2 separate regions of the Homo sapiens genome follow, and region 1 is linked to region 2. The links are chromatin loops, found by intact Hi-C in ENCODE. Cell type or tissue: endothelial cell of umbilical vein. All regions are shown on one strand. Links, peaks and the distances in the headings refer to the core of each region. The heading gives the core; the rest is flanking DNA.

Region 1 (12,566 bases), core at 8,153-10,652, 190 kb after region 2:
CGCACCCAGCCCTGAACACCGTCTTCTCACGAGGAGCTCTGGACTCTCGTGGCCTGTGGGGTGCGTTTGCCCTCTGGCTTCGGCAGCTCGCCCGGAACTCAGTGCTGTGTGCCCCCAACAGGTGGCTCAGGAAGCCCAGGCAGGGGAACGAAGAGCGCCTAGGTTATGGAAGAGAGGGGAGAAAGTGACTTTTCTTCTTCTTTCTTTTTCAGGAAAAAGGTGACAGTGATATTTATGTGTTCATTTATTTACTTGGCCCTTTTTCTTTTCAATAGATCCAGGGTATACGGGTGCAGGTTTCTTGCATGCATGCACTGCGTAGTGGTGAAGTCTAGGCTTTGGGTGAACCTGCTACCCACATAGTGGGCATTATACCCCATAGGTAATTTCTCAGCCCTCAGCCCCTCGCACCTTTTGGAGTCTCCGGTGCCTGTTATTCCACCTGTGTGTCCCTGTGGACCCGTTGTTTAGCTCCCACTCACTTATACATGAGAACATGCAACAGTTGGTTTTCTGTTTCTGAGTTATTCCACTGAGCATAATGGCCTCCTGTTTCACCCATGTTGATGCAACAGACACGATTTCATTCTTTTTCTGGCTGAGTAGTATTCCATGATGCACAGACGCTGCAGTTTCCTCATCCAGTCCTCTGTTGAGGGGTGATCTCGGCTCACTGCAGCCGGAGCTCCGCCTCCTGGGTTAAAGTGATTCTTGTGCCTCAACCTCCAGAGTAGCTGGGATATCAGGTGTGCACCACCGCACCTGGCCAAGAGTGATTTTATAGGATGAAGTTTTAGTCCCTTTTCCTAGATGTCACAGATCAGTGTGAGCATTTCATTAGGAGGTCTATTTGCTCTCTCTCCGTGCATCATTTTTTTTACAAATAGAATGTGGGGTCTGAAAGTACAGGATTGTTATCAGGTGACAGCAGAATGACAAACTAGAGTGATGTTATACATACCATGTACATCGGGGACTCCAAAACCGCCCTGCTCATCAGGTGCCCGAGGCACCCTGGCCTGCAGCACCTGGCACTCCAGGGCTGGAACTGGAGAATCTTTTCTTATGAAGCAGCTCTTCCAGTATGCCTGTCTGAGCACTCTCTTCATATACAAGGCAAATGAAATTTGATAACCTTAGCAATTCTGTTTTAATTTGGTCGCCTCAGCTGGAGTGCAGTAGTATGATCATAGCTCGCTGCAACTTCCAACTCCTGGGGTCAGGCCACCCTCCTGACTCAGCCTCCTGAGTAGCTGGAACTGCATGCATGTGCCATCATGCCCGGCTCATTTTTGTATTTTTTGTAGAGACGGGGTTTCACCATGTTGGGCAGGCTGGTCTCGACCTCCTGGCCTCAAGCGATCCTCCAGCTTCAGCCTTCCAAAGTGTTTGCATTACAGTATTGAGCCTCTATGCCGGCCACCATGATTAATCTTTAGTTTGGGCTACCACAGGTGGAAAATAAATCTCAGTAACTCATTCAGCTCACCATCATTTACTTCTATAATTTCCATAGATCGTGGGATGGTCCGGAACAGGAGGTTTTTGTTTTGTTGTTTTTAAGTACAGAAACAACATTGGCTTTTTTTCTAAAAGCCAATCCCATTTTAAAAATAACTTTGCTTTATGTTGGCTTCAGTTTTTAAAAATCGTAAATCAACAAAAGGTGGCAGGAAGATGATGTAATGTTTGAGAAAAAAAAAACAGTACTTAACCTTTCCGCCAATACTCTTTATTGACGATGTTTCTTTGCAAATGAAATAATTGTAGCACCAAATCCCATGCTGCCCAAGGACCTCCGACGCCGACTCCCAGGCAGGTGGGCCCCCGAGGCCCCCGCGTGTGTTTCATCAGCACCTGCAGCTCCTACAGTGGGACACTCGGGACCACATCACGGTGGTGATTGTGAACCAGCGTCCCGCTTGCTTTTGTTGTTTGTAAGGAGCACATTCTAAGGAGACCTTTATTGCTGGGCTAGTGTCCTGGTAAAACAGTAACAGGAACTGGCCTTGATTAGACCTCTTCGCCCCGTCCTGCCACTTTTTCCATTTGTTCTGCAACTATTTACCTTAGAAACAGCCTTGTCCTTATTTACAGTGTTGGAAAAAAACAAAAAGAATCAGAAAACAATCTTTGTAAGCTTTAGATCTGATGATGTCTTTGATTTCTGACGATTGCAGCCATGGCGAGACCTGCCTCCTCTCCTCTCCCTGGGTCATCTAGAAACTTGAGCCTCAGGCAGCCTAGTGTTCCCTACACACAGAGAGTCAGTCCTTAAAACCTTGGGTGGTGGAGACATCTGGTAGCCGAACACTATGATGCTGACTTTACATCCGCTGGACACCTTGGTGCACACAGCTTTGTGCTAGACGCTTTACGGACTCTGCCTCATTGAACTTTGAGAATAAGCCCAAGTCAAGTACTGTTGTCTCCGTTTTTCTTGATAATGATATTGAAGTTTCCAGAAGTTAGGAATCTAAGCCAATTATTGGGCAGAGATGGAGGCAGGGTTAACATCAGGTTAGCCGGCCCCAGAGCCAGTGCTTTTCCTCCGACTGGCCCCTCAAACCTGAGTTCCAGGCAGCAGTGGCATGCGACAGCCCCCGAGTTAAGCATAGGAGAGGGATCCGGTTCCAGTTCACATATCCTGCGAGCAGTCCCACGTTCCTTTCCCAGCCTCTTAATCAGAGACTCTCAGCATCACCAGCACGGGGAACCTGCCACTCCTGGGTCCATGGTGAACCCAGCGTGGGAGCTGGCTCCGGGCACATAGAAGGGAAGTGAGGCCACATTCCCACTGCTCTTTCTCTGCCCCCAAGGCTGGACATGCTGGGATCCCCTCCATACCCCATCTGCCCCTCCAGCCTGGCTAGCCACCTCCTCTTGCTGCCACCTGTGACCTTCCCTGTCCCCCTCATCCTCCTGCCAGTGCTCTTCTCCCACCACAGGGAAGCTCCTCCCTCTCCACGGCTCCCCAGGGCCCATGCTCCTGACTCGGTGGCTCCTCCGTGGAAGTCGTGCTGGCCGACCCCCAGGAGCTTGACCCAGGTGGCCGCCATCTCCTCTCCCCTCCCCCGATCCTCCACCCTCACTGGCCTCCTCGTCCCTTTCCCCTGCCTCTCTTGAGGGTTTTCAAACTCATCCCAAACCTTCTTTTCTAGAGTTTGCTTTCCTTCACCCCTTCTTCTCTCAGCCTCTGGCCAGTGCTGCAGTCTCCTCCTCCCCATCTCCGTATTGGCACCCTGGTCAAACCCACCCCCTTCCACTCGCCTCCCCGACTTCCAGCCTCTTGCCAGGCCTGTCCCCAAAGCGAGCACACTGGACCAGTCACTGCTGCTTAACGTCGGCTGGTGGCTTCTGGATCTCAAAACAAACTGACCTCTCTGCATGCCGTCGGCGGGGCCTTTCCCTATCCGGCCCCTCCCCCATCACTGACCTCAGTCATACTGGTAGCCCGTGCATCCTCAGACACCCGGGCTTTTCCAGCCTCTCCACCTGCAACGCGGTAACCCCCTCATGTCACCTCCAGGACCCGCTGCCCAGCTGTGTCCTGTGCATCTTCTCCTGGGGGGAGGGAAAACCTCCGAGGCCTGCAGCGAGGCCAGGTCAGGGGCTCCCAGGGTCTGTGTGTTTAGGCATGGTGATGGGGCGGTCATTTGTTTAATGTCTGTCTCCCAGGCCACATGAAGGATGGGTGAGGTGGTCCCTACTGTCTGTGGTCACTCTCCTAGCACCCAGCGCAGCACCTGCCCCATAAACACCCCTTGGATGACTGGGGCATCGTGGATAGAAATGCTGTAGGTTGGAGGGAGTCGATGCACATGCCTTCCAGCATAGCCACCATTAAGGAAAAAATCAAAAGAAGTAATGCCATTAAAAGTGTAAAGCTTGGCCGGGCACGGTGGCTCACGCCTGTAATCCCAGCACTTTGGGAGGCCAAGGCGGGTGGATCACAAGGTCAGGAGATCAAGACCATCCTGCCTAATGCAGTGAAACCCCGTCTCTACTAAAAATACAAAAATAAATTAGCCGGTCATGGTGGCAGGCGCTTGTAGTCTTAACTACTCAGGAGGCTGAGGCAGGAGAATGGCATGAACCCGGGAGGTGGAGCTTGCAGTGAGCCGAGATTGCGCCACTGCACTCCAGCCTGGGCGACCGAGTGAGACTCTGTCTCAAAAAAAAAAAAAAGTGTAGAACTTTAATATAACAGAAAAAGTATGTGCAAAACCTCTGGCAGAGCCCACTCTAACTTATAAAGAACTCTGACATGTCAATAAGAAAAAGCCACATTTTGAAGTAGAAAACTAAACGCATGCAGGGCAAGTTTACTGGGGAAATGGCCCATCAACCTGCAAAATGTACTCCCCTTGAAATCCAAGAAATCCAGATGAAAAGGATGTATTTTCACCTGTCCTTTTGGCTAATAATAGTGTAATATGGGCTAGTATTGTCCCACAAGCTTTAAATTTATTATTTAATTTAATGAAACCCTTGTGGGCAGGTGTTGTGTTATATGTGTTTTATGAATTAATAAATCAAGGCTCAGCGACGTTAACTTGCCCAGAGTCACACCGCAGTGAGCGCTGCTGGGTGACCAGCTCAGGCAGCAGGAAGCTGGTGCCCACGTGCGTGCCGTCGAGAGTGTGAGTGGGTTCAGCCTCAGGGTCATTTGGTAACTTAAGTATATATGCTCCGACCTTACCTTTTTAATACTCACATTTATCTTAGTGGAAAAGAATCATGTACATGTGCCGATGTACCCATTAGGATATTGATCACAATCTTCTTTATCAGAGCAGCATTTTGGCCAGGCATGATGGCCCACGCCTGTAATCCCTACACTTCGGGAGGCTGAAGCGGGAGGGTTGCTTGAGCCAGAAGTTCAAGACCTGCATGGGCAATGTAGTGAGACCCCCATCTCTATAAAAAATACAAAAATTAACCAGGCATGGTGGTACATACCTGCGGTCCTAGCTACTCAGGGTTTGAGGTGGGAGGATCACTTGAGTCCAGGAGGTTGAGGCTGCAGTGAGCCATGATCTGGCATCTATACTCTAGCTTGGGCAACAGAGCAAGACCCTATCTCAAAAATAAATAAATAAAAATGGTAAAAGTAGGAACATTTTGATGATAATTTAAATATCTATCACTGGGGAAGTTGTTTAAAAGAATTGTGTACATTTGCATAACGGAAGTACTGTGCCGCCTTTGGGAATAATATGGTCAGTACATACCTACTGATATGAACAATGTTCACAGTGCATTGTTTAGTTTAAAAAGGAGCTGAGAAATAGAATCACATATTATCTAGTTCAAGATCAGTAAGAGAAGTGTGGACATAAAGAACAATGTCTGAGTTCATATACCTAAATGTCACCAGTGGGTTAGCTTTTTAAATGCAATTAAAGCATGTTTGTTCTAGTATTTTCTACATTGAGCATCTTTTATCTGTGTAATAAAGGCATAAAGCGTGTTTTCTTCACCTGTCTAAAAGCATGAACTTGTAAGGAAAGGAGCACCAGCTCTAGGTAACTGAAGCAGCAGACAGATCTGAACTGTGGTCAGACCGCTCCAAAGCTGGCAGCTCATGCAGCAGCGTTTCGGGGTTGCACACCAGTATGGTTTGCAGTGATACCATTTTCTTCTTGTTCTTCCAGGTGCTGTTAAGCCAAGTGCACCGGCTGAGAGCATTGGACTTGCTTGGAAGATTTTTGGACCTGGGTCCCTGGGCAGTGAGCCTGGTGCGTGCCTTCCGCATTAACCTGGGGGCTGAGGGAGGTGGGACAGAGATTAGGCTCCGTGTTTCAGTCTGTGCACGTATTTCATGATCCAGAGCCACCCCCAGCCGTGAGACCCAGGGCGAGTGTGTCCACCGTGTTGGTGTCCTGTCACTCCTGAGGCCCTCAAGGAGCCCACTCTGTACCCGTGCAGCCTGCAGTGCTGCCTGGCGTTTGGGGGTCTGGGGTTGTCGCCCCTCTTTATGTCTGATGTTAGACATAGGAGTGAGTGTGTTGTCGGCCGGTCACCTTTTCCTGAGCCGCCCCCAGCGCTGCGGAGGAGCAGGGCGCCCCTGAGCCTGACGCAGCACCCACCTCGTGGTGCTGCTTCCCCCAGGAGGAGTCTGGATCCTCAGCACTGTCTGCTCACCATCATGGCAGGCACAATTCGGAAACGCTCTTCTGGTTCCTCATTCTATAGCAGAGTAGTAATGGCCACTAAAAACACCCTGGCAGAGGCAGGATCAAGAAGCGACGTGCGTTTAACAAATAACTCACAGGGAAAGTAAAAGGAGGCTGAGAGGGAACCACAGAGTCAAGGAAACTCGAGAGACCTATGGCCAGCTGCCATGTACAGTAAACCTTACTTGGTTCTGTTGAAGTTCCAAAAATGAATACTCATAAAACAATTAGAAATTTTACAGGTGCTGGATTTATGTTATTCAAGAATCATTGTTCGTTTTTCTTGGGTGTGGTAACTGGATCATGTTTTTATAAAAGAGACCTAATTTTTTAGAGATAGACACTGAATATTCACCAATGAAATCACATGACATATGAGCCTTAATTTACTGTGCTTGGGAGCGGTGCGGTGGGGCGGTGGGTGCGGAACCGCTGTCACTAGCTGGGTGGTGAGTACCTGGGTTTGGTGTATTTAAGTATTTTCATCAGATAATGTTGACAAAGAGTGGTAATTGATAGTCCAGCACTGAAGGACGAGAGAAAACATCCAAAACTTGGAAGAATCATTCAGCACTCACCACTGGGCCATTTTCACTCCAGGTGCCTGAGGCCACAAATAGCTTGTAACAGAGTCAGGGCCTGAGTCATCGGAGGAAGGCTGGCGTGACTCGGTCACTTGGTGTGTGCGTGGTGGTGTCGCTTAGTCATCCTGGAAAGGCCTGCGTGGTATTGCGTGCACTCTAAGAAGACAGGAAGCATGTATTCATAACAGTTTAGAAAGAGTTTCATTTTTAAGGTTAATTTTTTAAAACCAGTTTCTTCCCTTTAAAGAATTAAGCTTCTGCTCATTGGAAATTTGCCTAATACATGAATCGAGGCTGGATAAACGAGGTATTTTTACAGGTACAGATTTTGCCTCTCAGGTGAGGGCCCAGCCACCCGAACCAGAGAAACTGCTCATACCTTGTTAAATGTGGCCTTTCACAGGGAAGGGACCCAGGCCTAGGTCCCACCACCACCTCCTGTCTTGGTTACAGGGGACCTCACTTATTGGAAGGTGATACCTTTAGGATATCTTTGAAATTCCAGCAGCTTTGAGATAAGGACACAGCAGAAACCCCTGGCTGTGGAGTGCAGCAGTACTTTGCCAGGCATCCTCCACACTGCAGTGCCCTCCACGCCCTCCCTCCCCTGCCTCTGAGGGCAGAGAGTCCCCTGAGAATGACATGGCCAGAACTGGGCGCCAGTGAGCCCCTGGGCAACCCCCGCTCCTCCCTGCCTTTCCCAGGGCAGGCATCTTTCTCCCAAGGTGTATCTGAAGTGCAAACATGAGTGTTGAGCAAGCTGGCCGTGCCGTCACGGAGAGGTGGCCGTGGTGTCACGGAGAGGTGGCCATGCCGTCACGGAGAGGTGGCCGTGCCGTCACAGGTGGCCGTGGCTCGTACGTGAGCAACACAGTGAAGGTGCCTGATGCTCTGCTGCCAAGAGCAGACGAGGCCACTGAGGGCAGGCAAGGGCCCCAGGCGCAAGCAGCCTGCGCCTCCACAAGGAAAAGCTGCCACCCGATTCATTCCAGTCTCTTGACACCAGTCAAGGCTGGCAGTATGTGGCAGCTTCTAGGAATAAATCAGAGATGAATAAATCTGGAGGAAGCCCCTCTTTACTTTAAGTGAGGCCCATTCATTCCTGTTGCGTTTCCCATATGTGCTGAAGATAGCACCGCAGCTGGTCCCGCGTGGCACCCCTGCTGCTGCCCGTTCCCTTGCTGCGGCACAGGTGCGCTGACGCCCTCCCTCGCCCCCAGGCCTTGTCTGTCGGCATCTTCCCCTACGTGCTGAAGCTGCTCCAGAGCTCGGCCCGAGAGCTGCGGCCACTTCTCGTTTTCATCTGGGCCAAGATCCTCGCAGTGGACAGCGTGAGTATCCCCGCCCTCCTCCCCAGAGTGATGTGAACCTGCCGGCCCTTCTGGGGATGCCGAGCCCTGCGTTTCCAGCCTGCCCTTTCTCCAGCCTCGCTCCCTCTCCAGGCACCGCCGTTCCCTTCCTCTCTTCTGGGGTAAAGTGGGACGCGCCCGCCTCGGCAGCCACCTCTGGGTCGTGGGGGCTGTCACCTACCTGTCCTGTCCCTGGCCTTCCCCTGGTACCCTGCGCTCAGTCCCCCCACACCGTCCTGTCCCTGGCCTTCCCCTGGTGCCCTGCACTCAGTCCCCCTGCCTGTGTCTGACCCCCGTAAGGCTGTCCCCGTGCTCCTGACCCTGACTGGAAGCAACCCCGCCATGGCATAAACTTGGCCTCTGCCTCGCCCAGACCCCGCATTGGCTCTCCTGTGCCCACCATTGCATTTCTCCCCCTCCTCAACCCTGCACAGGTGGTCTGGGCCAGGCCCCGAGGTGTTAGGGGCCACCCCCTTACACGGGGCTGTCCAGCTCTGTCCTCTCTGACGGGCATCAGCCCTGGCCCTGCAGCCATGTGTTCGCCCCTCAATCATCTAGGCCAGGGACCCATATTTAGCTATGTTAAGAGAGACACAAGGTCAGCTGTCCCTGTCCCCAGCGGCTTATGCTTGGGTGCTGGCAGGGGTTGCAGGTGACACCAGCCCTGTTGTGAGGCAGGGTCACCTCCTGCAGGAGCTACCAGCGAGATGGGTCAGAGGAGTGGGGCTGAGAAGTCGTGTGGGCGAGACCCGGCCTATGCTGAACTGGAAACGCCAGGAAGGGCCTTGAGGGGGTGGATGTCGGGCGGGGGTCCAAACATGGAGGTGGCAGGGAGGGCTGGGAAGACATTTAGAGGAGGGCAGGCCACTCCCTGTGGCTGTGTGCGGGGACACGCAGGGAGGCCCCATCCACGCAGACGGTGCACGGTTCCCGGTAGACACAGTTGAACTTCATTTAGCAGGCATGGGGATTATTACAGATTTTGGAACAAAGACATCAAAGAATGAAGCTGTGGTTTATAAACATTGCCTGGCCTCGGTGTCAAGTGGATTGTAGGGAAACACGGGGTGGAGAGCATTTTCCTCCAGGAGGGTGGGCAGAGGAGGTCGGGCTGCAGGGCTGGGAGGGCGGCACCAAGCCTGGGTTGGGAGAGGCGACTCGGGCTGAAGCCTGTGTGGCCGGCTGGGGCTCGGGGAGCCTTCCAGAGACAACTGGTCAGGAGCCCTGTGCGGCCTAGGAGCAGGGCTGGCCCGATGCCAAGACTGGGGACCTCGTCTACCCAGTGGTGATGGCAGGCGAGACCCTCGAAGGAAAATGTGGAAGGCTCAGCTGCGGGAGAACTCTCGAAAGCTCCTCGTGTGACACAGTGGAGAGGAGAGCTGTACAGAGTGGTGCAAAGGGTCTGGGAAGGGCTCATTTATAGAACGTGAAGATTCTAGAACAAAGGGTGTGTGCTGAGAATGGAGTTGGGGGATATGTTGCCCTCTGCAGGGTTGTTGGGGACAAAGATTTCCCAGAGATGCCTTTGCCTTTAGCTGTCCGTGTGCGGAGGGGCACACGTGTGTGATACAGAGCTGGGCTCGGAGCCAGGTTGGCAGGGAGCCCCGGGAAGAAGCCAAGTCAGTCTTGCTCTGGGGGTGCCGCCACGGGTGAGGAGAGCGGGACGGAGGAGCCGGCATCAGGGCAAGGCTGGCTTTGCTCCCTGCTTGGTTTTGAAGCAAACCAGCCCCAGCAACTCATTAGAAGGCCTGTAGGAGCAGGTCCACGTTCCCCCCGGACTTCGGCCAGCTGCTGTGTGCACGTGTGTGCGGGGGTGGTCATGTATGTGGGCGCTTGTGCGTGCATGTGTGTGTGGCGCCCTGTCAGGCGGCTTTCATATGCAAAGTCTCTTAATTCCTAAGTCCCCTGTGAAGTTAGCTTGAATTTGCAGCCTATTTACTGGTGAGGCGCCGCCCACAGGAGGGAGCAGGGGCCACATAGCTGCCATGCGAGGGGCCGGCACCCCACTGGGCCCCTGCGCCGGGTCTGGAGCTCCTTGCCCACACAGGGAAATGGAAGGTCTAGCAAAGTCACAGAGCAAGTACAGGAGAGTGCCAAGAACACCTTGGAGAGGCCATGGCTTGGAGCCGGGGAAGACCACCCTTTCCTTTTCTGTGTGGCAGGTGAGGGGAGAGTGGACGGAGCTTAAGCCCCCGGGGCTCCTGCCTGCTGCCCGGCGCTCCCCAGGCCACATTCTGTCAGCTCCTCCGTCCAGTCACTGGCACTGAGACCCAGCCTCATCCTTAGCCCTGTCAGCCATGTCGCACTGGCCACCAGGACCTGCTGTGCTCGCTGAAGCTGCCCTGTTGGGCTTTGTTCAGCCAAATTCACTGACCCTGTTGTCCAGGCACTGGCAGGCACCCCGAGCCACAGGCTCGTACCCCGCACTGTGCGCTCTCACCCGTCAGCCCTGCACACCCCACACAAAGCCACTGCTGTGTCTCCCACCCACAGCCGCTGCTGATTCAAGTCCAGCCCAGGCCATCAGGTCCCCAACTGTGCTGCCCACGGACCCCTGGGCCCCTGCTCAGCCCTTCTGCTCCCTGCACCCAGCCCTGACCATAGCCTCCCCACACCCCAAGTCCTCACGTACTACTTTGGTGTCACAGCTGAAGTCAGGGGGCAGTGGGGAGGCTGCTGCCGAAGCGGACGGTGAGGGCTTCCACCTTGGAGGCAGGCGTCAGTCGTACCCAGCACCAGTTGACCTCTCGCTGGTTCCGCTGATTCTTGTAGATTCCCTGGGATTTTCTGCTAGTTCACTGGTTCTTGTAGATTCCCTAGGATTTTATGTATATGCTCTCTCCAAGCAGAAGCAGCTTCCAGCCCCTCTTCCGGTTCTGGGATCTCTCACTCTTTTTCTGGGCCTGGGGCACTGACCATGGCTCTGCTGGCACGGGTCGGCTACCGTGCTTGCCATCTCTCCCAGCTGCTCCTGATTTCCTGAGCTGGATGCGGGGAGCTGCTGCTCTTCCTCTCAGCACAGCTGAGGTTGACCTTGACCTCAGTTCAACCTTGAACCCTCCTGGGCCCAGTGCTCTGCACCTGGCTGTGACCAGAGAACGCTCCATAATGGTGACCTGAATACCATATATTTCAGCAAAATATTTTCCCTGCTACCCATTAAACTACAGATAAAGAATGACTGCTTTGAAAGATTGGCTAAAGCACTGGATTTAAGGTTAAAACCCTGAGTTTGATCCCATCACCGCATTTGCTCTTACAAGTCATTTTCACTTCCCTTGGCCATGATTTGCCTCTGTAAAATCATGAGCCTTCGGCCGTCTGCCTTCAGCCACAGTTCCAGAGCTCAGAACCAGGACGTGGAAAACTGCTGTGTAAATTATAGAGGAACAGGAACAGGACCAGGAAGGGGCACCACGTAAATCTCACATCTCTCCTGCCTGTCCCTGTTACACTAAAACCTTTTCTTGCTAAACAGAAAGCTTGGCTTTGTGGATCAGGACGCGAGAGGTGTGGGTCATTTCTATTTTACTCTTCTTCAAATTCACTGAAGAGCCACATTATGTAAACAAAGGGTGTTTGGCAGGAAGTCATTTTGAAACGTGGTTTCTGTCCTACACCCATATCTTCGTCATCTACATGGACACACTTAGAAATATCTTGGCACCTGGCCACGGATGAAGGACCATGTGTAGGGGCTCTGGGATGCACAAAACGGTGACCCTCACATGACACAAAGCCCAGGGTGAAGGGAGGAAGAGATGCCATCTGCATGCAGAGGTCTGGGATTACGGCCGCCTGAGCCTGCTCCCCAGCACCGCCAGTGCTGCAGGAACGTGTCTAAGCCAACTTTGATTCTCAGACTTCGTGTTTTTAGTACCTTTTAGGACCTGGAAATTGATGATGTCTTTATTTTTAGTCTCAGGGGTGGCTCTTGGTGAAAGGGGACAGCCTTCCTCGTACCTTCCTCGTGACATTCTCACTGCATCCACAGCCCATCATGGTATTGCAGTGCAGGGCGTCTTGTTTAAAACTGGCTCTTGGTCCCGTGGATCTCCCAGGGCCTGTTGCTCTCGAGTGCCCCAAATGGCAGAACGTGGCCATGAGCACGGAGGCTGCAGCGTGCCTTCGTTTTACACCCTGCTCCAGGCAGATACCAGGGCCTCGGGTTTATTATTCATGCTGCTGAAGGGGTCATCTGCTCAGTACTGCTTGGGGAGCTGTTCCCACAGCCAGCTGGGCATGCCCTTGCCTGCAGTGTTCTTGTAACTGCCTGCAGGCATCACAGGCCTTCCTGTGAATTAATTTCTTAACCAGCTTGTTGCACCTGCATGTTTAAAAGCAATCATTCCACTGAGGGGCATTTTGAAGTGTTTCCGGTAGAAACTGAGCCTCGTCTACCTCACCTGCCTCGCCCTTCCTTCCATCGTTACCCTGGCGATAACTTCCCAGAG
Region 2 (17,156 bases), core at 6,321-8,820:
CCCTTCTCCTTCTCCTCCTTCCCCTTTCAGTGCTTGCTCTTCCCTCCTTTCCTTCTTCTCTTCCTCACCCCACTCTTCCCCCTTTTCTCCTCCTGCCTCTCTTTCCACCTCCTCCTCCGTCCCTGCTGGTCTCCTAAGAAGCACTTAGTAGCACTCAGAATCCTTGACCTTGGCAGGCTTGGGAAGTGTTGGTTAATGAAGGGATGTGAAGACGAAGGGAGTCTGAGTCTCCAAAGGAATCATGGCTGTTGGGAGTTTGCTTGATTAGGAGATGGGCCGTTTATTACAATGTGAGTTGTTAACTCTAAAGTGCCTGAGATAAATTTATAGTGTTTATTTGCTTCAGAAGGAGTTGGATTTTTTCTTACAAAGTGAAATATACTTTTCTAAATTTTATGTTTATATAAACATAATTTATGTTGTTATAGTTTTAATCTGCATTACTCCTCAAAAGGAACAAAAATGTTTTGGCTTTTTTCTCCCTGAGCTGCAGAGACCTTTTTCTCCTGCTTCTGTCCTCTGTATTCTCCCCACCCCTTTCTCCCTCCTTTCTTCCCTCTTTTTAATCTGTCAATTAAAATATTTGAAAGGATATCACTGAGATCTTTGGGCAAGGACTTTACCTGTTTTTGCTGTTGTCAACCGAGGGTGCGGTGGCTCCTCCCACCTGCTGTCTCTGGTTTTTACTGGGCTTCCTCTCCATTATCCTAATTAGGTGGTTTGCCGGTTGTTACACATCAAAGACCTGAGTTTCCTGGCGAGGAGGGAGGGAGGCATGGGAGCCCCTCATTACCGGCGTGCATCCTAACCACACTGCTTGTTTTCTTCTTGAGAAAATTTTTTTCTTTTCTTTTCCCTTTCCTTTCCTTTCCTTTCCTTTCCTTTCCTTTCCTTTCCTTTCCTTTCCTTTCCTTTCCTTTCCTTTCCTTTCCTTTCCTTTCCTTTCCTTTCCTTTCCTTTCCTTTCCTTTCCTTTCCTTTCCTTTCCTTTCCTTTCCTTTCCTTTCCTTTCCTTTCCTTTCCTTTCCATGTCCTTTCCTTTCCTTTCCATGTCCTTTCCTTTCCTTTTCCTTTCCCCTTTCCTTTCCTGACAGAGTCTCGTTCTGTCACCCAGGCTGGAGTGCAGTGGCGTGATCTCGGCTCACTGCAACCTCCGCCTCCCAGGTTCACGCCATTCTCCTACCTCAGCCTCCCGAGTAGCTGGGACTACAGGCGCCCGCCACCATGCCCGGCTAATTTTTTTGTATTTTTAGTAGAGATGGGGTTTCACCGTGTTAGCCAGGATGGTCTCGATCTCCTGACCTCGTGATCCGCCCACTTTGGCCTCCCACAGCTGGGATTACAGGCGTGAGCCACCGCGCCCGGCCCCCCAAAAATTTTTCTTTAGAAATGATATAAAGTATGAAGAACTCTTGGAAGATCTTCGTCGGAAAGATGAAGGAAGTCTTGTTTGTCTCGTAACCCTGGAGGCCACTGAGTATCTCTCCCTCCCATCTGCCTGTGCCCGTGTATCCTGCGTCTGTTGTGAAATGTTTACCATGCCTTGACTGGGACTTGTGGGCTGAGCAGGGAGGACAAACGTTTTATTTTTAGTGACTGTCCCTCAAAGAGCTATACTTTCGATGCCTTTCAATATGAAATAGTAAAAATCTTGCCATTTGATATTACCTAAAATATTACTCTTCTCCAAAGTTGGTTTGCCAAAATAAATTATGTTTATTATCTACTCTTTCTCCTTGATATTATCTAAAATATTATTCTTCTCCAAAGTTGGTTTGCCAAAATAAATTACGTTTATTATCTACTCTTTCTTCTTGCTATGAGTTTAAGAAGACTCTTGTTCCCTCTCCCTCGATCAAGCCTGCTGCAGACACAGAAGATGGAGACTAGAAGAAGTGCTAGGACAAGCTACCGCTGTCTTCAGGGTGACCCTGAAGAGTTAGGTCCTTGCCGTGAGTATAGGTGAGGCCGAAACAAGTGACCCGGAATCTAATCACAGCCTGGGCAGAGTGTAGGAAGGGCGCAAGGATGAAAATGACTGCTTGGTTGGACGCAGCAAAATGTTGATTATTGGCCATATATGCGTCACTTTGCTAGTTGCTGTGGATATAACAATAAGTGATACCTCCTACTGGCAAAGAATTCTAAGTCTGATAGGGAAAATAAACATCATTCATTCATTCATTCAGCAAATGTTTATTGGGATTCCACTGTGCTTCAGCCTCTGTGAGCAGCGCCCAACATTGCCCCTGCTGTAGTGGTGCAGAGCCTCGTGGGGAGATGGGTGGCCGAGCAGTCCGAGAACCCACCTAAGGAGTGGATGGTAAACTGAGGCAGCGCCTTGAAAGGAAGAATGCTGTCTGTGAAGGGTGATGGCGAGTTCTCTTGACCAGAAGCCATGCGAATTACTGCCCGTGTCCTCTGATCGAGCCTTCTAGGCCACTACCGTATCCTCAGAGAAGGCTTTATAGTCCAGCCAACAGCACTCCAGGAATTGTCTACTCAAGGAATGCAGTAGGTGGCACTTGTTGAGTGCATTCTGTGTGGTTAGGACACTGATTCATCAGGGCCTGGATTTTCCCAATAACCCCGGGAGGAAGGCGTTCCCGTCTCCACGTCCCTTTCCCAGCGTGCCAGTGCTGATGGTAGGTTCTGCTGGATCCCTGCCCCGGTGCATGTTGATCTTTCCAGTACAGCTTGTTGCCCCCCAGGGAGGCAGGGAAGTAAGTCCATACCACATTGGAAGAGTTAGACGGGTCTTGGAGAGGCTGGAGGGGGACAGCCGGGGGAAGCTCCATAGAGGTGGTGACGTCTGAGCTGGGAGCGAAGGGAGACCAGGGCTGGGCAAGGTGGGCAAAGTGTGAGCAGACATTCCAGTGGAAGCCAGAGGAGCAGGCTGGACTCTGCATTTGTTCCTACTGGAATAAGGAACAGGTGTTTGAGTGGATACAGAATAAGGACTTGATCGCCTTCCTTGCTGACAAGTGCATCGTGAGGTGCTCTTTTTTCTACTCATCCCACTTTCGAAGTTTCTTTTTCTTGACTATTTTGACTTAAGATGCCCAGAGTTAATAAAGTTGCATAATTTATCTTCCCATTTAAAAGATGTCAGTGGAAGTCATAGCAAATAGTAAGCCCTTCGCACCCATGACCTTTGTTTAGCTGAGTCTCTTGGGACAAAGATAACAAGTTGTTGACACACGGGAGAGAATGTTAGTATTCTTTGTGGTTTCATGGGACAAATATGGAGGCTCCTTCATTTGCTTGATACTAACTGCAGTTTGGACTTAAGCCTGCAGAGGTGATTGGAAAGATTTTCAGTGAAATGAGTGGTGTAATTGTGATTGTGATAATGCAGGTGACTGCTTTTCATTCATTCGGTTCCCACCGGCAGCCTGGCATTTAGAAAAAAGTTAACCTTTCTGTGAAATCATTTTAGTGGGAAAATCCACAAGGGTCTGCCATTCTGTCAGCAACAAAAATGCCGTGGGCAGAACGACCTTCAGATGGGATTCTGGAACCACAGGGGGTTTAATGCAAACAGATGACATGGAAGCTGCACAGAGGAAACGTCTGGTTTCAGGCGCGGGCATCTAACCTGCCCTGTTCTTCAGTGCAGGTTTCAGATACCACAGCAGTAAACAGTTACCACATTTCCCTTAGTGTAGCAGGCCTGAGGGGTAGCGGAGAGGCAGGTTGGGCCTCCACTAGACAAAGTTTATCCTAGTGAGTTCTTTTGGGTTCAACTTGTCAAGGAGGGTGGCTACTGAGAGGTTGCCTGATAATCTCCAAGTTTCTTCCATCTCCATCCATTTTTACTCATTACTAGCCTTTATAAAGTACAGAGTGAGATAATTTTCATCATGTTCCTAGGCTGGCAGGCCTGGGTTCTAAGTATTACTTGAGGTCATAGAGCAGGCTTGTGTTCTTTGTAGAAAGGCCTTTGATAGGTGGCCGCAGGAGGTCTTCGCGCCCTGTCCCCTCAGCATGCACTTGTTCTCCCAGAGTCGGCCATGGCCATTCTTCCAGGCTTCTGGAGAAAGGACCTCCTCACAAGCAGACAGCAAAATAAAACAATGACCAGTGTCAGAGAAGATGACACCCCCGTCTCCCATGTTTGCACGCCTCAGCAGTTCTCAGCCGTATGCCTATGCTTTTACAAGTGAAAACCAGCTCTTTAGGTCACTTGCGTCACAGGGATCTCCTCTTTTCTGTCCAGCTACCTGGCAGTCATTATTCCTCATTGTTTATTGTTAGAAACCTTTTGTTCAGCAGAGCGGCTGCCCCAGGGATCACAGGCAGAGCGGGTCCTGCTGGAGTTTAGTCTCAGGACAGCGGCTTGTCCGCATTCGGGTTTGAGCATGAGAATGTTGTTCCCATGATTTCAGAGAAGAACAACTGTTTTAAAGGTCAGATTTTATTCTGTCCAGTATTCTGTAAAGGACGAGTTGAATATCAATGAAAGAAAGAGCTTTAGTAGCTGTGGCAGTGCTGTGGGTCTGCTGCCTCCCGGGTGCTTCTCACACCACAGAGGCTGGAGAGCCAGGTGCCCCTGCAGCCAGGGCTTTGCTCGGGGACACGCTTGCCGGAGGCCAGGCTACCCTAAGTGTGCACCGAGGGAGGTGGTGGGACCTGCCCGTTCTGCTGGCTCAGCAGGAGCAGCCAGGGGCTGGGGGCTTCTGGGGCTTTCTAGGGCGTGGGAATGTGGGTAGGGGGCATTTCCCAGCTGCTGCACAGGCCACTGGTCCTGGCCTGCCTTCCCTGAAAGCTGAGTCCAAATTCTTCTTCTCTTGCCCTTGCACGGAATCTGTAAGTCACAGAACACCCGGAGTGCTGCCCTTGCTGCATTAATAGCACCAGTGGTTTCTGGGGAACTTCCCTGACCTCATCCCTGTTGCATACAGTAGTTCATTCTTTCTTTTTTTTGAGACGGAGTTTCACTCTTGTCGCCCAGGCTGGAGTGCAGTGGCGCGATCTCAGCTCACCGCAACCTCCGCCTCCCAGGTTCAAGCGATTCTCCTGCCTCAGCCTCCCGGGTAGCTGGGATTACAGGCGTGCGCCACCATGCCCGGCTAATTTTGTATTTTTAATAGAGATGGGGTTTTTCCATGTTGGTCAGGCTGTTCTTGAACTCCTGACCTCAGGTGATCCGCCCGCCTTGGCCTCCTGAAGTGCTGGATTACAGGCGTGCGCCACCGCGCCCGGCCCAGTAGTTCACTCTTAAAACGCCTTGTTATGTTTCTCCCCTGCGCTCTGGTGACCCCCAGACCTCTCCATGGAGGGACAATCTTCTGCACCAGGAGCTCTTCCCCTCTGTGGATCATCTCTCTTTCCTCTTCCCTTCCTTTTTTTCCTGATACTTCTGATACTTATTCAAATAATTCATTTTTTTTGTTCTTCAGTCGTCACTTTCATGTTTGATTTCTGAATGCCTCTTTAGGCCTGGCCTCTGTCTTTGCTCAAATTGTGTATTTGAGACAGTCTACAACATCACTCAGGTATCTTTAGATTTGTCTTGTCTGAGTGGAATTCATCCTAAAATTGGAAGCTTTAGATGTACAAGAGATCTGAATAATAGTTTAAAACCATTACCCTCATCTGAAAGATAAGGTGGTGGGGCTGGGACAGAGAAAGTGACTTGCTCAGTGAAATCGACTGCAGACCGGACTCCGGGTTTCTTGGTTTCTTGTTCACTGTAAGGTTTGACCTTAAGCCAGTTTCTTGTCACAACTGTCTCATTTCCGACCATAATACAGAGAACATCACCTTTAAATTGTCCCTCTTTTATCACCATCCACTTAGTCACCAGGTCCTACCCGTCCCTTGTCCGTGTCGGGAATTTGCGCCTTCCCTCTCCTTTCCCACTCCTTGTTCTAATTCTCAGTCTTTATACTTAAGCCTCACTGTCATGCCACTGTTGCCATTAGATTTTCTGCTTCTGACCTTTTTAAGCCTTTTAACCATCCGGAGCGTTGCTGTCAGCACTCGATTTTGACATGACGCCTGCCCGCTGCTTCGTCTTTTTCTATTTGTACCCTATTTTTTTGATGGCACTCGCTACCTCTCACACACTGTGCAGTTTTCGTATTTATTGTGTTTAGGGTCTCTTCCCCACTTGACTGTGAGCTGTAGGAGGCCAGAAATTGTAATCCATTTGGTAACAGATGTACCTACAGCTCCCGGCCAGGTGGTCATCCGCAGTCCACACACGCATTCAGCTCTGGTATACGATAGATGTGTAGTGTAGCAGCACCTGGCGTTTGCCTGTAGACGACACACAGTAGTTGTTGAATTTGTGGGACCCTTGATAATCAGCCCCCCAACTCCCCCCCACATTCATTTCTGATTACTCTGAAGCATAAACCCTCCCCGGTAGCCACAAGGGTCTCCTCGGTCAGGGGAATGGATTCTCCCTGGTCCTAGGGGAGCACACGCTCGTCCTTGTTACCCTCTCTGTGGTGGAGCTGGGTTGCACACTGGAACTTATCCTCGCCGGGGTCAGTGATCCTGGAGGTCGGTTGCCTCCATATTGAGCCCCTAAAGCACCTGGCCCTGGGAAGAGCGTGGGCCCTGGAGCGTGGCCCAGTATTTCCTCTTCTGTTTTGCTGTATCCTGAATTTCTCTTCTTTTTCTTTCATTTCTCAGAGTCCAAGTCACATCCTGCTTCCTCTGGGCTCACCATCTCTGCCGTGTTGCTCCACGGGCCCCTCCTGGCCTTTAGTGCCCTCTGCAGCCTGTGCTCTTCGTCCTTGTGCTGCCCGGCAGCCGATGGCCTTTCCTCCAGGCTCGGCACAGTAGGAAGCGCCAATGTTCCTGATAATCAAATTTATGGGCGTGCGTGTGAGAGAGAGAGAGTGTGTTCCTGCTGAAGCATCTCGGTTAAATCAAAACACTCTGTAATTATTGGGTTCTTCTTTCCTCTTGCCAGAACACTCTCTAATTATTGGTTTCTTTCCTCCTGCTCTTGACATTTGATGTGTCTATTTGCCCTCTCTGTCAATAGTGCTGAGTAGAATACTGCAGGCACAAGTCATGTTTTTGTAACGATTTTCGACAGATTAGCATTCCTTTAAAAAAGAACTTAAGTCGGTTGGGGAAGGGGGTCCACTCATATTACAAGGGGGATACTTTCAAAAATCCTTCAAATAATGGTAAGAGAAGCAGCTTTGCATAGTTGTGAGGGAACCTGGGGCTTACTGGAGAAGTGAGCACACTTCTCCAGGCATGCCATCTGCAGCCTTCCTTTTCTTTCTAGGCTGACCTATGGTCTTCTGGTCACTAGTCATTCCATTTGGCAGTAGAATCACCTTCTCAGTTTTGAAATAGGTGTAACCAGTAGGGGAAAAGGATTGTGGTGTGCGTGGTGTTCTTTGCGCACAAAGATGACCGTGGAATTTTTGAAGGAGGCAATTATTGTCATTGTTTAATATATAACTGGAGGCTTAATTTCCAAGTAGCTGTTGTAGCATTAAATGTCCCTGGCTAGGTGCCAGTAGCTATTTCCATTGTACATTGAATCTATTGCTTCTTTTTAAAATACAATGGTTCGTAGGTTGATTTATCTTTATTTTAAAGAAAGGGCTAATATCACAAGGTAAGTTTTTGAGCAGATACTATATTACGAAGTGTTCTGACTCGGATACTGGAGAGGAACAGTGGCCCTGGATACCTCCTCTGTGAAGGTCAGGTTAAGATCTCTTTATGCTCACAGTATAAAGATTAGGTTTGGCTGAGAGTTACAGGGGAGAGGAAATAACAATTGTGTAACTCAAATTAAAGTTTGTTCACTCACATTAAGATTCCCTAGAAGTAGTCATTCCAAGGCTGTTTAGTGCTCCAGCATAGCAAGGCCTCGGGCTCCTCCTATGTTTACTTTGCTGTGCAAAGGTTCTTTTTTTTTTTTTTTTTTTAAATGGTTACCTCATTGTCCAAGATGGCTGCTCAAGCTCCAGCCATTGCATATATGAGGGGACTTCAAAAAGTTCATGCAAAAAAAGAATTAAAAGATAAAAATAAAAAACAAACTTCTCAGCCAGGCGCGGTGGCTCACGCCTGTAGTAATGCCAGCACTTTGGGAGGCCGAGGCGGGCAGATCACGAAGTCAGGAGATCGAGACCATCCTGGCTAACACAGTGAAACCCTGTCTCTACTAAAAACAGAAAAAATTAGCCGGGTGTGGTGACAGGCACCTGTAGTCCCAGCTACTTTGGAGGCTGAGGCAGGAGAATGGCGTGAACTTGGGAGGTGAAGCTTTCAGTGAGCCGAGATCGCGTCACTGCACTCCAGCCTGGGCGACAGAGCGAGACTCTGTCTCAAAAAACAAACAAACAGACTTCTCAACATAAGGTCTAACAAGATCAAGACACTTTTGTAAATGACGATACCACCCATTTAATCTGTCCCTAAAGAACGGAGGGTTCTAGGAGTTTAACTGTGTCTATACAGTCTTTTTACATTATTTTATTTTTTGAGACAGAATCTCATTCTGTCACCCAGGCTGGAGTGCAGTGGTGCAATCTTGGCTCACTGCAACCTCCACCTCCCGGGTTCAAGCGAGTCTCATGCCTCAGCCTCCCACGTAGCTGGGATTATAGGCGTGTGCCACCACGCTTGGCCAATTTTTATATTTTTAGTAGAGATGCGGTTTCACCATGTTGGCCAGATTGGTGTCAAATTCCTGACCTCAGGTGATTGGCCTCCCCAAAGTGCTGGGATTATAGGTGTGAGCCGCCACGCCCAGCCCTCTTTTTACATTATTAACAGAAGGAAAAATACGTTTCCTGTAAAGATTTTTTAAAGATTAGGAAACAAACAAGTCAGAAGGAGCCAAATCAGGACTGTAAGGCAGATTTTTAATGATTGTTTCCCATGAAAACTGTCACAAAGTTCCCCTTGTTGGATGCTTGTTTTGGATGCGAGCAATGAGCAGGAGCACTGTTATCACTGTGGAGGTGGAGGGGGCTCCCTGGTGACACTTTCCTGGGCATTTTTCTGCTCAAGCTTAGGCTTTCTCAAACACTCGTAACAAGCAGCTGTCATCGTTGTTTGGCCTCCAGAAAGCCAACAAGCAAAATGCCTTGAGCATCTCAAAGAGCGGTTGCCGTGACCTTCGCTGTCATCCAGATTGCTCTTGCTTTGATGGAGCCACTTCTTGGTAGCCGGCGCTTTGATTGTGGTTTGTCTTCAGGATCTGCTGGGAAAGTCGTGTTTCATTTCCTGTTTCAATTCTTCAAAGAAATCCTTCAGGGTCTTGACCCCATTTGTTTGAGATTTCTGTCTAAAGCTCTGCTCTGGTCTGCAGCTCATCTGAGTGCAGCATTGGCAGCCATCAAATGGAAAGTTTGCTCAACTGTAATTATTCAGTCAGAATTGTGTAAGCGCGATGGAGAGGTCTGTGATACTGGCTGTTGTTTGTGTTGTTAATTGTCAGTCCTCTTCACTTAGGGCATGAACTAGATGAAGTCTTGCCTTGCAAATTGGTGTGGTTGGTCTGCCACTGAGAGTGTCATCATCTTGGCCCTCCTTAAAATTAATTGTCCACTTGAAAACTACTGATTTCTTTGGTGCATTGCCCCCATCAACTTTTTGTAAAGCACCAATGATTTCACCATTCTCCCACCCAAGGTTCATTATAAACTTGATGTTTGTTCTTGCTTCAATTTTAGCGGAATTTGTGTTGCTCTGATAAGGGCTCCTTTCAAACTAATATCTTATCCTTCTTACTGTCTCAAACTAGATCCTGTTTACACATGTTATGGAACAAGTTAGTATAAGTTTATTTTGGGGCAAAATGTTTTTTGAAGTACGTGCATAGTTTTTTTTCTTGAACATGAAAACCCTTTGTACATTTCACCTTTCCGGAAAGAAGAAGTAGGGAAGAAGACCCCACTGTTTTCCTTTAAGGATGTTTCTTAAAAGTTACACTCAGCACTTTCACAGGGAGGCTGGAAAATATCTAGGTGACCCTGTGTGCAAATGAAGAACTGGGGATTCTAGTTATGGAAGGGTGGGGTGGATACTGGGGAAAACGAACAGCCTCTGGCATAGGCGCCATCCTGGCTGATGCTGAGTTTCTTCTTTTCTACCTGAGCTTAGCTAAAATCTCGCCACCACGCCCAGAAGAGAATGCATTTGCTTTGGAGTTTTCTGTAATCCTTCTGAATTGGTTCTAAATTGGTGGCCGGCGCCTGTAGTCCCAGCTACCTGGGAGGCTGAGGCAGGAGAATGGCATGAACCTGGGAGGCGAAGCTTTCAGTGAGCCGAGATAGCGCCACTGCACTCCAGCCTGGGCAACAGAGCAAGACTCTGTCTCAAAAAAAAAAAAAAAAAAAAAAAAAAAAAAAAAAAAAACAACTTCTCAACATAAGGTCTAACAAGATCAAGACACTTTTGTAAATGACAATACCACCCATCTTGGGATATGATCAAATATACACTAAGAATATGGAAATGAATCGTCCTGACGTGGAGGTAGAATACTCAGGTGACCAGTTGCTTCCAACTAGGACTCAGTCACCCCTGGCTTCAGAAGGGCAGGAGACACGCTGTGAGAAGCTGTGAGAGTGTTGGAGATTTAGGATGATTCTCAGTTCGCAGATTCTTTGTTCAGCTATGTCCAGTCTGTTTTGAAGCCTTTCCATTTTCATTTTAAGTTGTTTTTTTTCTTACAAATTCTGTATAGTTATTTATTTCTGATTTGGATGTCTGAAGTCTTTTTGTATCTGATTCAGCTACAGTTTTTGTTGGCTGTTCGTCATGGTGCCTGTTTCCTAATGTCCTTTTAAATTTTGACAGTTATTTTCCTTTGAAATTGAAGTATGTGAAATCTTTGAAGCTTGGGATGAAGTTGGCTTCTTTTAGGACTATGAAGTTTGCTTCTATCAAGTGCTTACAGGTCCTGACAGTCTGAGGTTTTCTATCACACCCGGGTCAAGGCCAGCCATCCCTCCTCTCTGTTTATTACTAGGCTGAGGGGCAGAAACTTTTCCTTGCAGTGCCCCGGTGGGGTGGGTTTACTTTCGGGTAAACCTTGCTCTGCGTCTGCAGCCCTCTGCACACCCACTCTTCTGGAGGGATGCCCTCCCTCAGACACCATGCCAGCACGGGCCTTGGGCGTTGCCTCCTGCCCCTCAGGCCGCCCATGACTGCAACGCCCCACTCCAGTTCATGGGCTCAGGCCCGCGGAACCCGGCTGCTCTGCTCACCGGGCTCGGGCCCGCAGAACCCGGCTGCTCTGCTCACCGGGCTGGCCCCAGCTTCACTGCTCTCACACCAGCACATCCGTGAATTTCAGAACGTGCCCCTGCCTGCTTGTCTGCCCCCCACCTCCAAGCATTTTCACTTGTTAGTGAGAGGAACCTGGAGCCTGAATCCACCACATTGCTGGACATTTTGTGCTTGTGGTCTTTTTATTACCGCAGATGTGATTTCCTTGCTTGTTTCTTCAAGAGCCTACTCTTAAGAGGTATGATGAAATACTTTTGAGAGTGTGAATTTCACTAAATCACAAAATCTGAAAGGTGTACAAGCAGACAATTCTGAAAGAAATAGAAAATGTAGCTGAGTGTCTAGTATCAAGTGTAGCCATTTCTGGTGATAAATTATTATACGCATTAGGTGGATAGTTTTGTTTACTAAGAATTGAAGGTAATTCTGGAAATTGATAGGTCAGCAAGCCTTTGCTTAGTGTGAGGCTAAGGAGTTTGTCGTGTTTATGCAAAATGGTAATGTCCTACTGCTGCTTTATCGATATGGAAAGTTCCAGTAGGTTAGAAGTGGTTAAGTAAAGATGAATGGCGAATGGGATTTGATTAAATGTAAAAGTTTCTGAGGGAAGTGAATCACTGTGTAGATGGAGTCACCCCCGGCTATTGATTTAAATGACAGTTCAGAAATAGTATCAAAAGAAACAAAATGGCCAGCGTGTCAAGAAACCAGCAGCTCTTCTGTTCCGGGGTAGCCAGCACCAGGCATCAGGGCCCCCGGGACCTCTGGACATCAGCGCTGTGGGTCGTCTTGGAATTGACACTTGAGGGCAGATGAGGCAGCACCAGCTCCTGGGTGCCTCTGCACCCAGTGCCCTGTCTCCGCAGTGAGTGAGGCTGGACCGGGTGTGCCAGCATCTGGAGGGGTCTGCAGGGTCGGAATACTGCATACAGTTGGATTTTGAGGTGGAGCATTAGCTAATTAACTGCAACCAAAAGTAAAGTAGCAGGGTGGCTGCTTCTCCAGGCCTGGAAGCCTGCGTGGTGGCTGAACTGCGGTCCCCACTGCAGCAGAACCGGGCAGGCCTCAGTGGCCTCAGGCTCTGTCCCTGTGTATTTCATGGAGAACAGAGTCAGGGAGGTGCAGGGCTCATCGCTAGCCAGGGCACAGCGGGACCAGGCATCCTGATTTGCAGCCTGGTGGCCTTTACCTAGTGCCGCCTCATCTGACATAAAGTCACCCGTGTGGGGGAGAGCTGTATTTTAATAATCAGTTTCAGGTAGATCCCGGAAACCCAAACATATAGAAAGGTGAGGGACTTCGGTTCCCACCTCCTGAGCAGGTACTGCCTCGTGCCAGTGGACCTGGGAGGGCGGGAAGGCTGCTCTCAGGGGCACGCTGTTGCATTATGCCATGTTGTTCTTTTGGTTGTTTATTGTGATGAGCTCTTATTGTGATAAGAAAAATAATCATTTTCTCATCTTTAGCAGTGAATATACCTCTTTTTTAACTGCCATGTTAACGTTTGCCTTTGACAGTGTGCTCTGAGAGACACAATCTATGCTTCAATTCTATGCTCTTCAGCTGTCATAACTCTTCTCCATGTCTTTGAAGTGCAGTAAAGAAAGTGTAACCCAAAAACTGAACAGTAATTCCTAAACTTGGCACTTGCTCTCCACTCTGGAGACATTCTAGGTTTCATTTGAGAGGGATTTTGGCCTGCTTAAAGCATTTTAACAGCTTTTCGTTGGCCCCAGTACAAAGTCTAAACTCTTTACCTGGGAGGAAAAATTGCTTTTGATCTGGTCCCTGCTCTCTACCACAGCCTCACCTCCCACCTTCCCTCCCACCAGACTCCAGCCTCACCTCCCACCAGACTCCAGCCTCACCTCCCACCTTCCCTCTCACCAGACTGCAGCCTGACTGCTGACATTTCAGTGTGTTCCACCTTTTCAGGCGTTTGCTGGGCAGTTTTCTCTTCCTCAACTTGTTAAATTCTATTCATGCATCGAGTCTTGCTGTTGATGTCATTTTCTTTGGAAACTGTTCCTAAATCCTTAATCCTTTCTACCTTACAAAAGAATAACAAAATAAACCCCAAGAAAGATCTACTCCTTTATTCTTTCACAGGATATGATTCCTACTCCATCATTGTCTTCAACTGTATGGTGTGTTGTTGCGATGATCGTGGTAGCAGGATTGATATCAGTATTGCTCACTGGTCTCTAGTCTTCTAGAAAATAAGGGATGGGGACTTCCAGGTAGCTGATGAAATGGTTGTGTCTTAGGTTCCTGTCTCCAAAGTATTTCCTCCAGAATAATGTAGAAGAACAAGAAGGAGAAAAGTAAACTTTGTAAAAGCCATGTCCTCAGTGTGAAAGACACAATATACTCCAACTTGAAAATCGTAAAAAGAGGTAACACCCAATCCAACATGGAATTCCTGATGTTCTCCATCTCCCCACTACCACAAGGCTCTGTCCACCTTGGGTTGTAGGTAGTTGACAGAAAATTATAGGTACAAGTTTGCAGCAGAAAAAGACAAAAAGGAAGGAGAAGGACCTTTTGACATATGGGTGGATGGCGAAAGGAAGAAGAATCAGCAGGGGAAATTTAGTGTCCTGTAGACAGGGACAACCACAGGTTGGGTGTGGTGGCTCATGCCTATAATCCCAGCAGTTTGGGAGGCTGAGGCAGGCAGATGGCTTGAGCCCAGGAGTTCGAGACCAGCCTGGGCAACATGGCAAAACCCTTTCTCTACAAAAAACAAACAAATAGTATTGTACAAATGAGTTTCTGGTCTCGTTAATTATACTATTGTTATGTAAGACCTAATGGTCGGGCATGTTGGGTTAAGGCCATGTGTACTAGCTTTGCAACATTGCTGAATATCTAAAATTATTTCAAGATAAAAATTAAGAAAGGAAAGCAGTGGTTATGCCTGTTTATACTTGAGCCAGAGCAACGCCTGACTCAGAATAGACAGTCACCCATTCACGTTTTCTAACTTCAGATTGTGCAGTTGTTTGTTGGTTCTTGGGTTTTTAAATAATGCATGAAGAAGGTGGAAGGAGCGGCGCCCTGGGATTGCAGTATCGTGGTGTTGAGTCACTTGCGATCTTTCCGGTTCAGTGACTCCTCAGTGTGCGTGGATTGGGGCCCTCCAGAGATGCTCTCTGTCTGTGTGTGTCATCGCAGCCCTCTGCTGTCCATGCCCGACAAGCCAGTGGCTTTCACTGCTGTGTGGGGTGGGGGCGATGTTTGTGTTTGTTTTATTCCAACAGTGGCTTCGTTTCTCTTCCAGGGCATTTCTCTCGCTCTTCACAAGAAGTGGCCTCTGCTTCTTCTGATTATTCACACTGTCCATTATTGATTACTCCTTATCCCCTTTCTTTCCTCTGCATGAAAGGCAGGTCTCTGCCGGGCGCAGCGGCTACCTGTAATCCCAGCTACTCGGGAGGCTGAGGCAGGAGAATTGCCTGAACTCGGGAGGCGGAAGTTGCAGAGAATGGCCTGAACCCCAGAGGTGGAGGTTGCAGTGAGCCGAGATTGTGCCACTGCACTCCAGCCTGGGTGACAGAGTGAGACTCCCATCTCCAAAAACAAAAAAAGAAAGGCAGGTCTTTTGTGAATTGACGGCTAGGCTCACTTCCTGGAGGGCAGTCGGCTGGCTCAGGCACAGGGCGGGAGGAAAGAGGCTTCCGCACAGCCACGTTCTCCTCATTCCTCACCTCGTAGAAAAGATTTTTGGGGGGTGGTGGTTAATCATGTTACTCTAAGTTTTCGTTTCCTTTTTACTCGGCTCAGGAATAGTAAGATGCCTTTACAGGCCCGTTTGAATGCATTTAAACTTAAGAATTTCTGTCATTTTTCCCTCCCTTTTTGTTTCTCTTAGCTTATTTTTTGAGCCTGCAAACTTTAAATTTTTATTATTCTGAGAATAGCTTATTTACTAACTTAAATCCTGTTTTGAAAAAGGCAGGTTGTGAAAAAGTAAACCATAAATAGTTTATAGCTGTAAGGAGTTGAAGTGTCTTCAGAATTAATATTTATGTATTTATTTGAAGCTCAGTTTAGCTGTTGTCATTCAAAGTTCTGCCTCAAGTATGCCCAGATCTTGTCAGTTACACAGCCTTCCTTTCTCTGCTTTCTCTTCTTCCCAATTCTTCCAGCATCTCAAGAGGCAGGGTTAACAATTCCACTCCCAGGCTGGGTGAGGTGTCCTCTCCACGGTTCCCCAGAGCCCAGAGAGGCGGAGGGAGCCCCATGGTCCCTGTCCTGGAGAGGAAGACCTCCCCCAGAGTCCAGAGAGAGGGATGGAGCCCCCATGGTCCCTGTCCTGGAGAGGAACCTCCAGTTCTCGGTCAGGGCCAAGACCCCCAAGTGGGTCACAGTTACTTGTTTTTCCTCTTGCCCTCCTCAGCCTGCTGGCTCTTCTGTGCAGGACCTCAGACTGCCAGGCTCCTGCTCTCTTCCTCCAGGCACATCTTCTCACCAGAACTCCAGCCCTGCACCTCAGACTCCCTGTTCATTGTCTCACCTCAGCCCCATCTCAAGTCTAGAACCCCCTTTCTTTCTTGTTGACTTATTCCGTTCTAACTGGAATCCTAGAAGAGAATGACAGGATGATGGTGCTGTGCCTCTGAAGGGGGTTTGTTAAAATACTCAGAATCAGCAGGGCACGGTGGCTCAAGCCTGTAATCCCAGCACTTTGGGAGGCCCAGGTAGGTGGATCATGAGGCCAGGAGTTCAAGACCAGCCTGGCCAAGATGGTGAAATCCCATCTTTACTAAAAATACAAAATTAGCTGGGCGCAGTGGCAGGTGCCTGTAATTCCAGCTACTCAGGAGAGGCAGGAGAATCGCTTGAACCCAGGTGGCAGAGGTTGCAGTGAGCCAAGATTGAGCCACTGCACTTCAGCCTGGGCAACAGAGTGAGACTCTGTCTCAAAAAACAAACAAACAGACAAAAACTCAGAACCATGCCTAGAAAATACTCAGGGCTCCCTGTTTGTTAGATAAATTGTTAGATCAGCCAATGAGTGACATATTGCATCTTGTATGCTGCATCCCAGGGGATTTAGTTAGTGACAGAGGAGAAATACAGCTCCTTTGCAAGTGGTCCTGCGTGCCGAGGCAAAGATCCGCGTATAAAATCCCACGTCGCACGTATGTGCTGGGCTCGTCTGTGAACAGGTTACATGGACCCTCTCTAGACCCAGCAGATGGGCTTTGAAATGTGGCCTTCGTGTTCAGCTGGCATTTGGTTTTCACCAGGAGACAACAGCAAACACACAGGCGGAAGAGGAGAGGGAGCCCGTGAGGCTCATTGTCAATACAGGGGAGACAGCCACTCAGGACGGGGCTTCAAGGCATGCATGGGTTTGACAGAGGTGAGGGGCCTGGCGCACTGGAGTCCAGGCTCATGGAGGGAGGGGTTGGTTTGGCATCTTCTCTTTAGCACCTGCCACGTGTTCTGCGGAGGCCAGTTAGTGTCAGTCAGCAAAACACCACCTCCAAATGCTGGCAGTGGAGTGTCTCGCTTTATTTTTTTATTCAGATCGATAACTCCTAGGAAAAGAGCATCTTTTAGAGTCACCTGAAACTAAATAAAGAGCAGAGTGCCTGAGTTGTGGAAACACTGGTGCTGTCTGGGCCTCATGGCAGAAAGTTGCGGGGCCGCGGCTCTCGTTCCGTCCTCACACTGCCCTGCTAGAGTGCGTGCGTGCTGTGTGCATTCCTCATGCCGCTGCTGTCCCTGGCAGGTGACAGTTCAGGGGCACCTCGCGCTGTGGGTGAGTTCTCGAGTGCTGCGGGGAGTGTAGGGAAGGCCGGTGGTGCGGTATCGAGGACCAATTCTGTGTGTGTGGTTCAACATTTCTAGTTCTCTTACACCTTCATGAGGTGTACGTCTCTTACACCTTCATGAGGTGTACGTCTCTTACACCTTCAT

What was found. Hi-C counts contacts between places; a loop is a spot of excess contacts. Peaks named below come from ENCODE experiments on the same cell type or tissue, not always from the same donor. Only the 100,000 strongest peaks of a DNase experiment are listed, where the experiment ranks them.
Region 1: a loop joins it to region 2, with 2.3 times the contacts of the local background. A loop is called at or near these places in 2 of 110 quality-filtered maps.

The regions. Positions count from the first base shown.
Region 1 is chr17:80,849,807-80,862,372 of GRCh38, forward strand. RPTOR (regulatory associated protein of MTOR complex 1) reads left to right here. Exons shown (of 34, transcript NM_020761.3): 12 at 5,658-5,741; 13 at 7,984-8,094. Among named protein-coding and RNA genes, the nearest start is that of CHMP6, 140 kb to the right of the region's middle. RefSeq lists enhancers at 5,439-5,970, 5,971-6,501, 6,164-7,363, 6,683-6,977, 7,731-8,660 and 3 more. In endothelial cell of umbilical vein, for the core only: a CTCF peak has its summit at 9,603 (motif pointing left); a DNase peak (open chromatin) is centred at 9,655.
Region 2 is chr17:80,664,477-80,681,632 of GRCh38, forward strand. All of the region lies in intron 3 of RPTOR (regulatory associated protein of MTOR complex 1), which reads left to right. Among named protein-coding and RNA genes, the nearest start is that of RPTOR, 130 kb to the left of the region's middle. RefSeq lists enhancers at 11,736-12,262, 12,263-12,787. In endothelial cell of umbilical vein, for the core only: no CTCF peak of the experiment used is centred there; DNase peaks (open chromatin) are centred at 6,725 and 7,395.